2 separate regions of the Homo sapiens genome follow, and region 1 is linked to region 2. A link is an interaction called in ENCODE POLR2A ChIA-PET data of the cell type or tissue named here. Cell type or tissue: OCI-LY7. All regions are shown on one strand. Links, peaks and the distances in the headings refer to the core of each region. The heading gives the core; the rest is flanking DNA. Region 1 has its middle 23 kb from the start of APBB1IP. Region 2 overlaps APBB1IP (amyloid beta precursor protein binding family B member 1 interacting protein).

Region 1 (2,917 bases), core at 220-2,719, 130 kb before region 2:
CTGAGGTAGCTTTTGTAGGATCTGCTTGGTCATTCAATTACACCAACACCTTCTAATATCATTTATGGTTAACATTGAAAATATCTACTACCACATATTTTTCTGTGCTTGAAATTCATTTTTTCATATGGAGTTTTCCACTTTGACCAGATTCCTTCTTTAATCTTGGCAAAGATGGGAGGGAATGAAGAAGGAGAGGGTGGGAGGAAGGAGAGAAGGTAGGGAGAGAGGAGAGGAAGGCAGAGAAATAGACTAAAGGTTAGAGGGTAGAAGGGAATTCTAGACTAACGTAAACAAGAGAAAAGTTTCTCATTTAAAGTGTATGTCTGGGCCAGGTGTGGTGGCTCACACCAGTAATTCCAGCACTTTGAGAAGACGAGGTAGGTGGATCACCTGAGGTCAGGAGTTAGAGGCCAGCCTGACTAACATGGTAAAACCCCATCTCTACTGAAAATACAAAATTAGCTGGGCATGGTGGCAGGCGCCTGTAATCCCAGCTACCTGGGAGACTGAGGCAGGAGAATCACTTGAACCTGGGAGATGGAGGTTGCAGTGAGCCAAGATCGCACCATTGCACTCCAGCCTGGGCAACACAGCGAGACTCCATCTCTAAATAAATAAATAAAGTGTATTTCTGGCTGGGCACAATGGCTGACGCCTGTAATCCCAGGACTTTCGGAAGCTGAAACAGGAGGATTTCTTGAGCGCAGGAGTTCAAAATCAGCCTGGGCAACATAGCAAGACCCCATCTCTATAACATAAATAAATAAAATGTGTTTCTACCTGGTGTGGTGGCTCATGTCTATAATCTCAGTGCTCTGGGAGGCTGACGTGGGAGGATCATTTTAGGCCAAGAGTTTGAGACCAGCCTGGGCAACATAGTGAGATCCCAGCTCAACAAAACATTAGAATAATTAGTTGGGCATGGTAACATATACCTGTAGTCCCAGCTACTAAAGAGGCTGAGGTGGGAGGATCGTTTGAGTCTGGGAGTTCAAGGTTACAATGAGCTATAATCGGGCCACTACACTCCAGCCTGGGCGACAGAGCAGGACTGTCTCAAAATAACAATAATAATAATAAAATGAAATGTATTTATTTGCTATGTTCATTGGAAGAATATTGCATAGTGTCTGAAGATTGCTGCATGAGCAGAAATAGAGTGCAGAGTCTTTGAGGTCCCCAGAATGGGACAATGACATGCTCATCGAGGTCTTCTCTAAGCATGTTGGCCTCACTGCCTGGTCCTGGGCACAATTCACAAGTGAAGGCACCACTAGAGTGTGAAGGTCACATTGGCCTGAAGTTACTCACATCTGTTCCTGTTTACAGCTGTCAAAGCCATCTTGAATATGTTGCCATCTGCACACCAACCTTGTGATGAGGGCAGGAAGGCATTATGATTGGTGTCATTTTACAGTCCAGGTGCTGGTAAGACCATAAAGTGATCTTCTGACCTCTTTCTTCTCATGTTTCACAGTCTGATCTGGGTGTTTAAACTGACTACTTCACACTACCTCTCTTAGAAAAGGAAGAACCAATTTAGAACAATGTGCTTGGAGAAATGAAGACTCCCTACGTTCCCTCCGCTCTCTACCTCCCACACACCCACTAACCCCTACTACAGCTATGCCCCGGTGTCTTCAGGGAGCTCACCCAACAGGAGCAAGAGGACTTCTTTAAGCTGAGACTGCAAAGGTCAGAGACACCACTCAGCAAAGAGCCAGGAGGTGTGCATTCTAAGCAGCAAAGCGGTTCTCAATATTCAGGAAAAGACCAGATGTGGGGGCTCATGCCTGTAATCGAAGCACTCTGGGAGGCCAAGGCGGGAGGATCCCTTGAGGTCAGGAGTTTGAGGCTGCAGTGAGCTACAATGGCACCCCTGCACTCCAGCGTGGGTAACAGAGCAAGACTTGTCATTACATAAATAAATACTCAGGAAGAGAGAAGAAAATGCCAGTATGGCTTGAATTTGGTTTGCTATGGGGAGAGAGAGCAACGAGATGAGGTTGGAGAGGTGGGGTTGGCGTCAGATCTTGTAAGTCTGGCAAGGAGTCCAAGTTTTATTCCAAGTACAAGAGCAAGTTTAAATTTAATGTAAGCAAGGAATGACAAATCTGACTTGTTTAGGGAGGCAGGACATACAGTGGTTAATAGTCCAAGCTCCAGAATCAGACGACCTAGATTTAAATATCATTTCTACCATTTATTACATGGGTGGGTGTAGGCATATTATTTAAAATCCACATGTCATGTTTCTCATTTATAAAAGAAAGATAGCAGCAATAATAGCCCAGCATAGGACTGTTTTAAAATGATTTATTTGCCAAGCGTGGTGACTTAATCCTCTCATCGCAGCACTTTGGGAGGCTGAGGTGGGAAGATGGCTTGAGCCCAGGAGTTTGAGATCTGCCTGGGCAACATAGGGGACCTTGTCTCTACAAAAGCATTGGTAAATGTTACTTGTCTATATTTTTAAAAACTAATGCATCCTACTGTGTGGAAAATGGATTGAGAGTGAGAGGGTAAGGAAAAAGACCAGCTGAGAAGTTATTGAAGTGGCCCGAGGAATAGTTCATGGGGCTTGGTCTAAGTAAGTGAGGATAGAGACAAAGAAAAGGATATATAATAAAGACATGCTAATTCATTAGATGAGGAAGAATAAATAACCAATGATGGTTCATGGGTTTTGGACTGAAGAGATGCCTTTTACTGAGATGAGAAAAACTAGGGGTAGAATTGGCTTAAGAAAAAAATCAAAAGTTCAGTTTTATCCATGTCATACCTCTTAAATACTCAAGTGGAAAGGTCAAGAAGGCAATTAGATAAAACCAAGTAAATGTAACTGTAGCTGGCTAGACTTCTTGTAGCAGAGAACAGGACTAGGCTCACCATGTGAAACTGGGTGAAGATAGAA
Region 2 (2,917 bases), core at 237-2,736:
CCCAGCTAATTTTTTTGTATTTTTTAGTAGTGATGGGGTTTCACCATGTTAGCCAGGCTGGTCTCGAACCCCTGACTTCAGGTGATTCGCCTACCTCGGCCTCTCAAAGTGCTGGGATTACAGGCATGAGCCACTGCGCCCGGCCAGTTTTGGGTCATATATTAACTAATCTATTTTGGGTCGATTTTTGTTTATGGTGAGAAATAGGGGTCAAGTTACACGCTTTGCATGTAGATATCCAGTTAACCCAACACTGTTTATTGAAGACACTATCTTTCCCTCAATGTGACTTTTTTGGTTTGTTTTTCTTCTTCTTTTTCTTTTGTGGGGGACACCTTTGTTGAAAATCAGTTGGCTCTAAATGCATTGATTTATTTCTGGACTCTCTATCTTGTTCCATTGGTCTATGTGTCTGTTTTTATGCCAATACCACACTGCTATAGATTTGTAGTATATTTTGAAATCAGTTTGTGACTCCTCCAGCTTTGTTCTTTTTGCTCAAGGTTGCTTTGGCTATTTGGAGTCTGTGTTTCCACATAAATTTGAGGATTGCTTTTTTCTATTTCTGTGTGAAGTATGACATTAAAATTTTTTTTTATTATTATACTTCAAGTTTTAGGGTACATGTGCACAACGTGCAGGTTAGTTACATATGTATACATGTGCCATGTTGGTGTGCTGCACCCATTAACTCGTCATTTAACATTAGGTATGTCTCCTAATGCTATCCCTCCCCCCTCCCCCGACCCCACAACAGGCCCCGGTGTGTGATGTTCCCCTTCCTGTGTCCATGTGTTCTCATTGTTCAAGGGATTGCTTTGAATCTGTAAATTACTTTTGGTAGCATGGACATTATAACAATATTAATTCTTCCAATTTATGAACACGGGATATCTTTCCATTTATATCCTCTTCACCTTCTTTTATCACTGTTTTATAGTTTTCGTCATAGAGCTCTTTCTCCTCCTTGGTTAAATTTATTTCTAGGTATTTTATTTTTGTGTAGGTATTGTAATGGGATTGCTTTCTTGATTTTCAGATAGTTGGCTACTGTTGAATAGAAATGCTACTAATTTTTGTATGCCGATTTTCTATCGTGAAACTTTACTGCATTTGTTTATTAGTTCTAACAGTTTTTTTGGTGGAGTCTTTGAGATTTTCTACATATGAGATCATGTTGTCTGCAAACAGAGACCATTTGACTTCCTCCTTTCCAATTTGGATGCCTTTTCTTTCTTTCTCTTGCCTAGTTGGTCTCGCTAAGAGTTCCAGTACTATGCAGAATAGTAGCAGTGAAAGTGGGCATCCTTATCTTGTTTGAGATCTTAGGGAAAAAGCTTCTAATTTTTTCCCATTCAGGGTGATGTTGGCTGTGGGTTTAACATATATAAACTTTATTACGTTGAAGTATGTTTCTTCTATACCTAATTTGTTGAGATGCTGAATTTTTGTCAAATGCTTTTTCTGCATCTGTTGAAATAAGCATTTGGTTTTTAATCTTTATTCTGTTAATGTGATGTGTCACATTTATTGATTTGTATATGCTAAACTATCCTTGTATTGCTGGGATGAATCCCACTTGATCATGATGAATGGTCTTTTAAATATGCTATTTAATTTGGATTGCTAGTATTTTTTTGAGGACTTTTGTATCTATGTTCATCAGGGATGTTGGCCTGAAGGTTTTCTTTTTTGTTGTGTCCATGTTTGGTTTTGGAATTGGGATAATGTAGGCCTCATAGAATGAGTTTGGAAGAGTTTCCTCCTTTTCAATTTTCTGAAATAGTTTGTGAAGAATTAGTCTTTATATGTTTCTAGAACTCAGCAGTGAAGCCATCAGGTCCTGGGCTTTTCTTTGATAAGAGACTTTTTATTACAGCTTCAATTTCATTACTCATTGTTGGTCTTTTTAGGTTTTCTGTTTCTTCCTGTTTCAATCATGGTAGGTTATATGCATCTAGGATTTTAGTCATGTTTTCCTAGGTTTTCCATTTTGCTAGTGTGTAATTATTTATAGTAGTTTTTATGATCTTTTGTATTTCTGTAGTATCAGTTGTAATGTCTTTCTTTTCATCTTTCATTTTATTTCTTTCAGTCATCTTTCTTTTTTTCTTAGACTAGCTAAAGGTTTCTCAATTTTATTTTTTCAAAAAACTTACTCTTTGTTTTATTAATATTTGTGTTTTAGCCTCTTTTAGCCTTAATATTTCTTTTTCAAATGAATGAAATTAATCTCTATTTCATTTATTTGTGCTCTGATCTTTATTATTTCTTTTCTCCTACTAATTTGGGGTTTAGTTTGTTCTTATTTTTTCTAGTTCCTTGAGATGCATCATTAGATTGTTTATTTGAGAGCTTTCTTTGGCTGAAAAAGTCTTTATCTCCTTCATTTCTGAAGAATAGCTTTTCTGGGTACAGTATTCTTGGTTTTTTTTTTAATCTTTTTTTTAATCTTTCATCACTCTGAATATATTGTCCCACTCTTTCTTGGCCTGCAAGGTTTCTGCTAAGTCTGCTGCCAGGCATATTAGAATTCCCTTATGTGTTATTTGCTTTTTTTTTCTTGCTGCTTTCAGGTGCATCGCTTTGTCTTTGACCTTTGAGAATTTGATTATGATATATATTGGAGTATTCTTATTTAGGTTGAATCTGATTGGTGACCTTTGACCTTCCTGTGCCTGGATATTTGTATCTTTCTTCTGATTTGGAAGCTTTTCTATTATTATTTATTTGAATAAGCTTTCTATCCCTTTTCATTCTTTACTCTCTCTTTAAAGTTAGTTACATGTAGATTTGCTCTTTTGATGATGTCCCATGGGTCATGTAATTTTTTCTTTATTCCTTTTCATTTTTTTCCTTTTTTCTCCTTTGACTATGTATTTTCAAATAGCCTGCCTTCAAGCTGACTGATTATTCT

Evidence for each region. Peaks named below come from ENCODE experiments on the same cell type or tissue, not always from the same donor. Only the 100,000 strongest peaks of a DNase experiment are listed, where the experiment ranks them.
Region 1: POLR2A ChIA-PET joins it to region 2 with 8 read pairs; 2 of 35 experiments call an interaction of 5 or more read pairs at or near these places.

Annotation. Positions count from the first base shown.
Region 1 is chr10:26,414,117-26,417,033 of GRCh38, forward strand. No RefSeq gene overlaps it. Among named protein-coding and RNA genes, the nearest start is that of APBB1IP, 23 kb to the right of the region's middle. In OCI-LY7, for the core only: no CTCF peak of the experiment used is centred there; a DNase peak (open chromatin) is centred at 1,355.
Region 2 is chr10:26,547,600-26,550,516 of GRCh38, forward strand. The region is part of intron 11 of APBB1IP (amyloid beta precursor protein binding family B member 1 interacting protein); the gene reads left to right. Among named protein-coding and RNA genes, the nearest start is that of LINC03028, 30 kb to the right of the region's middle. In OCI-LY7, for the core only: no CTCF peak of the experiment used is centred there; no DNase peak of the experiment used is centred there.